Linked DNA regions of Homo sapiens: region 2 is linked to region 1. Evidence: read pairs that join two places in POLR2A ChIA-PET (ENCODE). Cell type or tissue: MCF 10A. All regions are shown on one strand. Links, peaks and the distances in the headings refer to the core of each region. The heading gives the core; the rest is flanking DNA.

What was found. ChIA-PET counts read pairs that join two places held together with the same protein. Peaks named below come from ENCODE experiments on the same cell type or tissue, not always from the same donor. Only the 100,000 strongest peaks of a DNase experiment are listed, where the experiment ranks them.
Region 2: POLR2A ChIA-PET joins it to region 1 with 5 read pairs; 6 of 35 experiments call an interaction of 5 or more read pairs at or near these places.

What each region holds. Positions count from the first base shown.
Region 1 is chr2:29,128,523-29,132,859 of GRCh38, reverse strand. CLIP4 (CAP-Gly domain containing linker protein family member 4) reads right to left here. Exons shown (of 16, transcript NM_024692.6): 3 at 1,463-1,602; 4 at 615-708. LOC124907747 (a long non-coding RNA gene) reads left to right here and starts at 2,512. Exons shown (of 2, transcript XR_007086264.1): 1 at 2,512-2,732. In MCF 10A, for the core only: no CTCF peak of the experiment used is centred there; a DNase peak (open chromatin) is centred at 2,349.
Region 2 is chr2:28,991,496-28,995,832 of GRCh38, reverse strand. TOGARAM2 (TOG array regulator of axonemal microtubules 2) reads right to left here. Exons shown (of 20, transcript NM_199280.4): 2 at 971-1,108. The coding sequence starts at 998. Among named protein-coding and RNA genes, the nearest start is that of TOGARAM2, 12 kb to the right of the region's middle. In MCF 10A, for the core only: no CTCF peak of the experiment used is centred there; a DNase peak (open chromatin) is centred at 2,032.

The DNA.
Region 1 (4,337 bases), core at 91-4,090:
TATTTTATTTTGTATTATAAATTCATTTTTATTTTATTTTGTGAAAGTATCAGTTCATGATGAGTTGTGAGGGGAAAAAGGAGTCCATCACCACCAGTAGCTTCAGCACCACCACATCAGACTATTGAAACAAGGAGAGACAATCACAATATATAGTTAAGTAAGAGATGCAGGTTCATACAATGACAAAAAGCACAAGAGAATAACAATTTTGGAAAATATGCACATATGTTACATATGTAGGAACAGACCTTAGGTCTCAAGACTGGGGTCTTAAGATTAGGGATCAGTATGCAAAGACTGACCTTGGACTGTCAAACCTTGTTATAAACCCTCAGAAAGATTTTAGGGTGTTACTAGTTACTCTCATCTATTATGCAATCAGGCATGAGGCCTGATCCAGAAAAGTTAAGAGGTATCAGGAGGGTATAAAGACCTCCTTGATTAAAGGGAATATGGTTTTTGGAAGGACCTAACTGAATCCTCAGCTCTTCAGGCAATATTATCATCATCAGCTGGGTGCCTTCCCCCAGACAATATATGGGCATAAATATAGATTATCTAAGCACAAGTGCAGATGACATAAGCAACTGATAGATTTACCACACACTTACCAATACCATGAGCTCCAGATTTGCAGGTATAATGTAAAAGAGTCATATCTGTCAATCCATCTCTATCATTCACATTGCAACCTCTCTTAAGAATCTGAAGCAGTCAAGGAAAATATGGTTACAACCTAACTACTGAGGTACCTATTGCTTTCAAACCAATGCTGAGGAACCAAGTTAGTCTATCGTATCTGAATTACTTCTCAGTAAAATGTATAGACAGTATGAGCATATCTTAAGGGTAAATTTTTAAATCTGTACTCAACAACAATAATGAAAACTGAACTTGTCAGCAGGCTGAAGGAAATTCTTAAAGATTATTCCAAAGGTAATCTGGCACTCCAAATATGTTCCTCTCAAAAATGAGCAAAATTTTATTTCTATGCGTGTAATGATATTTGAAAAAAGTATAAGCACTCTCTTCCTACAACACAGCAACATACTGGTCAAGGAACCCTCCCTCAAAAAATCTAATATTCTTAAAGACTACATTCAAGCCTATATATTTACCAAACCAACCAAAAGTGTAAATAGAACATGATGGTAATCAAATCCCTTTATGAAATGCATAAAAGTTTACAAAATTAATTTTACAAAGAAGGAAATATGAAAAATGCCCCTCCCTGCACCCGCCAGGAGTCTACAAATGTCAGAAGTACAGAGCATGAAGAAATAATCAGAAGAATATATAGTATTAACTCACTGCCCCATGAAAATCCTGGAAATACAAATAAATATCAGAACTTTTAAAGGGTTTCTCCTTTATTACCATCTTCCTTTCAGATGGGGAAAAAAATCTATACCATTAACAATCCTAACAATGCAAAACTTAAAATGTAAGAATTCCTTACCTCATTTCCAATAATGTCAATGTTTTGTTGGACCTGAGGAACCCACTGTCTCAAAATGGCAAATAATTCTGAAACTGAAGTTTTGGGATCAAAAAGAATTTCCTGGCATGATGCATCATTAGGATCAAAGAAAGAAAATTCTGAAATAAAAAAAGATGCAAATTAAATTTACTAAAAGTTTCAAATAAATATATTGAAAATAATAAACAATAAAACCAAGGTTCAAATGATACAAATATTTTAGATGCTAAAAAAAAATCAGAAGTATCTAAATAAGGAAAATATTATGAACATTTGCTGAGCACTTACTAAATACTTTAAAAATCCTCACCAACACCTTACCTGGCAGGTATTATTCTCATTTTGCACATGAGGAAAGCAAAGCTCAGACTAAATAATACCAGCTCAACATCGCACAGCTAGTAAGTGGCAAATCTGGGGTAGAAAACCAGGTCTGTCTCCAAAGTCTATCTTCTTTCCTCTATTATTCTACTTGCTGAGGTAACTCACCACTGAGCTCAGATTGTAACAGCATGCATAAGTAGTGGGACTCATTGAGGTTTTTTTGTTTTTGCTTTCTTCTTTGCATTTATATATTTTCCAAAATTATACTATGTACACATAGTTCTTACTTCTAGAGTCAGCATAACTAAAAGATGAGAGGCACCAAACTAAAGACACATATACAAGCAGAGCAGCAGTCCATCAGAAGAGAATCAGAAAGATTGAACTGAAATGTGATAACATTCGTAAGCTTAGACAACAAAATGGTCCTGTTAGGCAAAAATCAAAATAGAAGCCAAGACAAACCTTGGCCTCTGAGCCAAAGTCCCACCCCCAGCTCAGGAAAACCTGTAAGGACCTATTCTCCAAAACACCTACTTAAACTGCACATGAAGCTTGAACTTCATTTCTTGGTCAGCATGACTCAGCACATTGCAGCAAATCAGTAATGACTAAACTAACCCACTCATTCTAACCAGTGAGAATTAAGCTGTATGAATTTCCTTTTCTAGGCTTTATAAACCTTACTATAACCTTCGTGAGACAAGCTTCTTACCACTTTTGATTTGGAAGTCTCCCTATTTGCAGTTTTTTACTAACTTAATATTTATATTAAGAAAAGCACCCTGAATTTTCTTTTGACAGTTTTTGATGTCAGAAGCAGGATCAGAAGAAGACCCCTGTGAAGCCCCAAGGCCAGTAACTAGGTGCTGGTACCCAGGGCCGCAGCACTGGCTGCTCTCTCACCCAGCCATGGAGTTCTAGAGTAAGTCTCTTTTGAATCTGAGCTCTCCTCCTTCTGTGTAGAACTCTCCAATTATGCTGAACAACCTTTGCTGAAACTTCTCAGGAAGTCAACCTATTCTGTTCAAAAGGGGGAAGGGTGAAACACATGATTCCCTGTGTTCCAGAGCAGCTGCTGAAAAAAGAATCCTTAATAGTTAAGACCTTTCAGAGAATCTAATGCAAAGATGGGGTCCAAAAACACTGTGGATCAGAATCTTGTGAACTTTACAAAGTTCACAAGAAAAAATAGGTGAACTTTACAAAGAATAATTTGCAATTTCAGTGACCACTTCGGAGAACCTTTAATTTAGGTAAGATAGTCTGCCTTTGGGAGTGCCCTTGAAGGAGGAGTATCCTAAGCCTTTTGGAGACAATGGAATGCATTCTTTGATTTGTATGCAGAAGCTGCTGAACACAAAATGACTCAAAAATAGCTTCTCTAAAAGCATCCCTACAGCACTCAAATAAAAAAAAAATCTTCACTAAAAAGCTGTAGCCATCTGAGCAGGTAACCTTGACTTGTTCCATCTCTCACAGGTACAATTTGGATCCAGCTTCTTTTATAAACCAATAAGCTTTGTATTATTTTAATTGACACATGGCTAAAATTTGGAAATGAAAGCTATAAGATCTCTGTGTCTGTCTGTATACACAAACAGACACAGAGATCTTATAGCTATGTATGTTCAATAGACATAAGTAAAAACAAGTGCTTATATAAATTAAGTATTCCTGAAAACTCTCAGAAAAATAGGAACTAATCCAAATGCTTTTCAAGTTCATGTGACTTGGGTAATTTTCAATAAACAAAAACATTGTTGGTTTAGTTTAAAAAACCAATATGCCTTCAGAGTTGTCAGCATTAGACATAAGGCAGACGTACAACTTTGATTCTATGTAGGTCTACTAGTCAAATAAGCTCATGTTAGACAAGTGAATTACAAATAAGCCTCTGCTATCTCTAAGTTACAAAATTTCTCAGCAAGAAAAACAAGATGATGCTTAGCTATTTAATGTCTCATGAAATTTTCGTAAGTAATCCAAGCATAATTGTTCAAAACAAGTGAATTAAATCAATGTAAGTCCACATAAGATAAATACTGAAACATTAATTGCTGAACATAAGCTTATCTACTTTTGGACAGAGAAACTAAAGATACCTGGGTGTGTTAGTAAACATGTCCTGTGCTACACTGAAAAATTATAATATAAGGAAACGTGCTTCTAGAAATTATGGTGTATTTACATAGATTTCTCAATCTACAGAATGCTAGCGTGACAGTCAAGAAAAAATGTGAAGTAGGAAGATATGTTTTTTGCTGAAAAAGAAAATGAAGGAAAAAAACCAAAATGGCTATAGGAAGTTCAGAAGAGGGAGAGAGAATCTTGTGTGATTAAGCTGGCTAAAATTGAATGAATCTATTATCATTCATATCAAAATAATGCATAACTAGCATTTCAGCTCCTGTTAAAACGACTAAACTTTCTTGGAGTATGGGCCTGCTCTTGATGGGAGATTGTGAAAGGTTTTTCTTTAACTTTTGAATGGTCTGCCTAGAAAGCAAAGATTCTGTATTTTGTCAAG
Region 2 (4,337 bases), core at 236-4,235, 140 kb after region 1:
ACCCAGCTCGTCCATCCCCAGGCTGCAAGACTCCTAGTCTGGAACTCAGGAGCCTGGGTTCCCACTTTTTCCACCTGTGTGACCTTGAGGAAATAAGCTAACTTCTCTGAGTCTCAGTTCCCACATCAGTAAAGCAAAGGAGTTGACAGCACTAAAGGTTCATACAACATCTTTATCCTATTTCTAGATTTGTAGATTTTTCTTTCTAAGATCTCAGCACCTCCCACTTCTCCACTGGAATCTACATTCAGGTGGGATCTGCTTTAGCACTAAAGTAAGCAGGTCTTTTCCGATTCATATGTCGAAGCCCCGGGGAGTTCTGCCGTGTGCATCATGCGCTGTCTCCTGAACCGCTGCTCTGGCCATCCTGCTTCTCTGCCTTCCTTCCAAATGGCCATCTGGCCCCTGCTCCAGCCCATGCAGGATGAAGCAGCTCTGCACCTTGCTAGCACCCATTTCATCTGGGGCAGAACCAATCCCCTCACTTTCCAGGGGAAACTGAGGCTCACCCAGCCAGCTCCCAAAAGCAGAGCCAGGCCTCAAGGCCCATCTCCTGATGCTAACTGGCCACACACTGCTCCCACTACCCCACTTGGTTGGCTAAGGAAACAGAGTCGTTCACCCTCCCTGAGGGCCCGGCCCATATCCCCTGCCCATCCACATAACCTTGACCACAGAACAGAATTAGCCCCTCAAGGAACCAACCACCCTGCTGCAGAGAGTGGAGATAAAGCTCAGGCCAAGGCCCTGGAACACCAAGCACCTCCTTAGGCCAGGGAGCCACCCAGACAGCCAGCTGAGCGGCAGCATGTGGGGAGCTGGCCAGGGCTGGAAAGGCACGGCCACCTGGCTGTTATCTCCCAGCAGCCCTTTATCCCCACATCTCCCTTTTTCTGGCCCTTGGGAGTGTCCGAGGCAGGTCCCCTAGCCTGGAAAACACCAGCAGCAGGCCTCCCATGGTGCCCCTTACCTTCGGGGACATCGTCACGGGTGCCCATGTCCTGGGTGGAGAAGGTGCCTACAAGGTTGCCCAGAGGCAGCAGCTATTTCTGGGCAGTGAGTACAGTCCTTGGGGGTCTGGAGGGCTCTGACCTGTAACATCCGGGACCTAAGGGTGAGAGGAGAAAGGAGAAGTCAGTAAAAGCAAATTAACACTTTTAAACTACTTCACAAAAAGCCCTTCAGGGGCTAAAGCATTATTGTCATGAAGAAATCGGCCACTAAACCAAAGGATGCCATTTTTCTGACATTGGACTCACAAATGTTTCAGTTCCCAAGTGCGAGGCCGTGTGGTTTTGGGAAGAGTTCGTTATGAAGAGTGTCAACAAAACCCATCAACCTGCCATCCCTTGTCACTGAGACATGGACACCTTTAGGGTCGCGGGGAAAGATGATTTTTTTCAAGGTAGTGTCTGACACTGTGTTTCTCCATCAGTTTCAATTTGCTTCAGATGCCCCTGAGTCCGCCAGCTGCCCTGAAAGCCCATGGCGATGTTGGCCTCTGCAACCACTGATCACACAGGTGTTGGCGGGGCCTCTCGGACACCAGTTCTCCAGTCTCTCTCAGGATGCGCGGTCATGACCTCCATGACGTCCTTGGTGCTCCTTCTCACCTGACTGAACAAGCCACACCTGTGACCCCCCTCAGCCACCGCATTGCCCACACCTTGATCCCTCCAGCCCTCCCTTCAGCCTCTGGGTCAGCCCTCAGCTCTTGCCCTTGACCTAACTTCATTTTATTTCCATGTGACAGGGTCTCACTGCACACTCTGCAGCTTCACACAATTCTATGAATCCTTTGCTGCGATAATGGTGACCCGTTTTCCCCTGACAGGTAACAGAGGTGCTTCCAGAGCTGATCTGTGGTAAGACCAGGGGTGAAGCCCACAGCTCCTAATTTCTACCCCAGAGAGGAGTTCTCGTCCACAAAGCGTCTGGGGACAGGGCAGGAACCTGTGCCAACTCCCTTTTCTGAGCAACAAATCCCAACTCAGGAACTGAGAAACTTGCCTTCTGTCTGGAAGCCAGCCAGCCACTGCCCCACCCAGGCCCCAGAAGGCAGAGTAGCTCCTAGCAACCCTCAACCCAAACACAGGTGTCCAGCCCAGTGCCCGGCCCAGCACAGCACCCAGCCCAGCACCCAGCCCAGCTTGGCCCCAGCCTGGTCTCACTGCTTAGAACCTCAAGACATGAGTTCCCTGTCTGAGGAGAATTTTCCTCACAACCAGGGAGAGGGGAACTCTCTGTTTAATATCTACTGGGATAAGGATGTGGCCACACGGTGGTGAAAAGCAGTCCTGAACCCCTGTGAGACACAGCACCTCTCCTAGACAAGGCGAGGGAAGATTCTATTCCACAGGCACCAACACCCCAAACTTCACCCCCTGAGCTAGGGAAGAGGCTCAAGAGATTGGCCAGGCAGCTGGTTTCCAGACAAAGTCCAGCAGGAATGTGGCAGGCTGGCACAGACCTTCCATGGCTGAATTATAGCAAACAAGCTGGGGTCCTGGGATTTGGGGGCTGTGAGAGTTGCAAGCCCCACCTGTTCCCCATATCTCTAACCAGAGGATACACTTTCTACGAAAATTATATGCAGAAAAGCAATATTTAGCTACAGTCTTTGTTCTCCTTAACTGCAGATTACAATAGCCTGGAAACCAATTAAAATTACAGATTTCCACGCCCCACCTCCAGCCCCTGCTGAATTAGGTCTAGGAAATAGGCCACAGGGATTTTTTTTTCTTTAACTTCTGATTTTTTTTTTTTTTTTTTTGAGACAGAATCTCTCTCTGCCACCCAGGCTGGAGTGCAGTGGCATGATCTTGGCTCACTGCAACCTCCACTTCCCGGATTCAAGCCATTCTCCTGCCTCAGCCTCCCAAGTAGCTGGGATTACAGGCATACATCACCATGGCCAGCTAATTTTTGTATTTTTAGCAGAGATGGGGTTTCACCATGTTGGCGAGGCTGGTCTCAAACTTCTGGCCTCAAGTAATCTGCCTGCCTCGGCCTCCCAAAGTGCTGGGATTACAGGCATGAGCCACCACACCCAGCCTTAACTTCTGATTTTGATGTTCAGACAGGATCAAAAAATCACTGGTCTGTAGTTCAGATTCACTTTATAATAAGATCTCGGCCCTATTTCTTACCCTAGGCTGTCAGAATGGTCATTGCTGCTTCAGTTTCCCCAAAGTGATCACTCTCTAGGAGGCTAAAAAGAAGACTCGAGCCGCCTGAGGTTACGGGATGCTTAAGTTTCAACAGCCACCCCTACTGCAGTGGGCCTTCTGAACAAGACAGTTTTCCCACCGTAGCCTCCTCAGTGGTCAGAGGTCAACATGCCAAGGCAGCCCAGGTTCCCCCTGGTCCCAGGACACCAGCAGTATGGAAAGGAAATCTGGAGCCATTCCATGGCTCGCCAAAGCATCCCCTCCAGCAGAGCCCCTTTGAGACCCTCTCAGGGTCTACACCTTCGACCCTTCAGGCCCCAGGGTCTAGTGCAGGATCTCCTAGGTGCCCGCCCAAGAGGAGGTGGCCAAAGCTGCTATGGACAAACAAGCCTGACTAACGTGAGCGCAGTGAGAGGCACCACCCCAGGAAATCACTTTGGCCCAGGGACCTGTAGGAACTGAATGATCCATATCCAAACTATAAAAATCAGAATCAGGAAGTCCAGCACAAGTGTGGACAGGGCAGACACCACTGAGCACCTGACCCCCAAGGCACAATTCACCGAGGCCCCATCACACCCAGCACTGCTCTGGACACTAAGGCGCTACTCTCCCCTGTTAGAACAGCCAGCCCCTGACCCAAAGGGCTAAATGAGCCAGTGGATTCTGGTGACCAGGATCTTGTCCTCACTTCCTGATGCTCTGAATTGCTCTGCCTGGCTGGCTTCTCCCCTCTCAGCCTCCGTTTCCCAGCCCAGGGAATGGGGCGACCCGGGGTAAGTAACCGTTGTCCCCTCCTCCCATTAATGCTATGGCTACAGAGGTTCCATAGTGACCGGGGCCATAGGAATGAAGAAAGGTGACACAGGGGACTCAAGTGTCAAGTGGAAAGGGAACAAAAGCTAGCTAGGGCTGGCCCAGTAAAGAAGTTCAGTCCCAAGCACAAAACCCCAACCACCCGGGCCTCGCACAGTCCACAGGGAGCGTGCAGCTCCACGCCCACTCTGCTCCCAAGGAGCTGGGCAGACTCATCCCACCCACCACAGCCCTGGGGCTGCCGCTCCCACAGCTTCTCTTTCTGTCATGACACCACCCGCTCCGACTTTCAGAGACCTCTGAGACGTCTCCAGCCAGAGTTCTCATCTCCTCAGACAAAGCTGGTGGGAA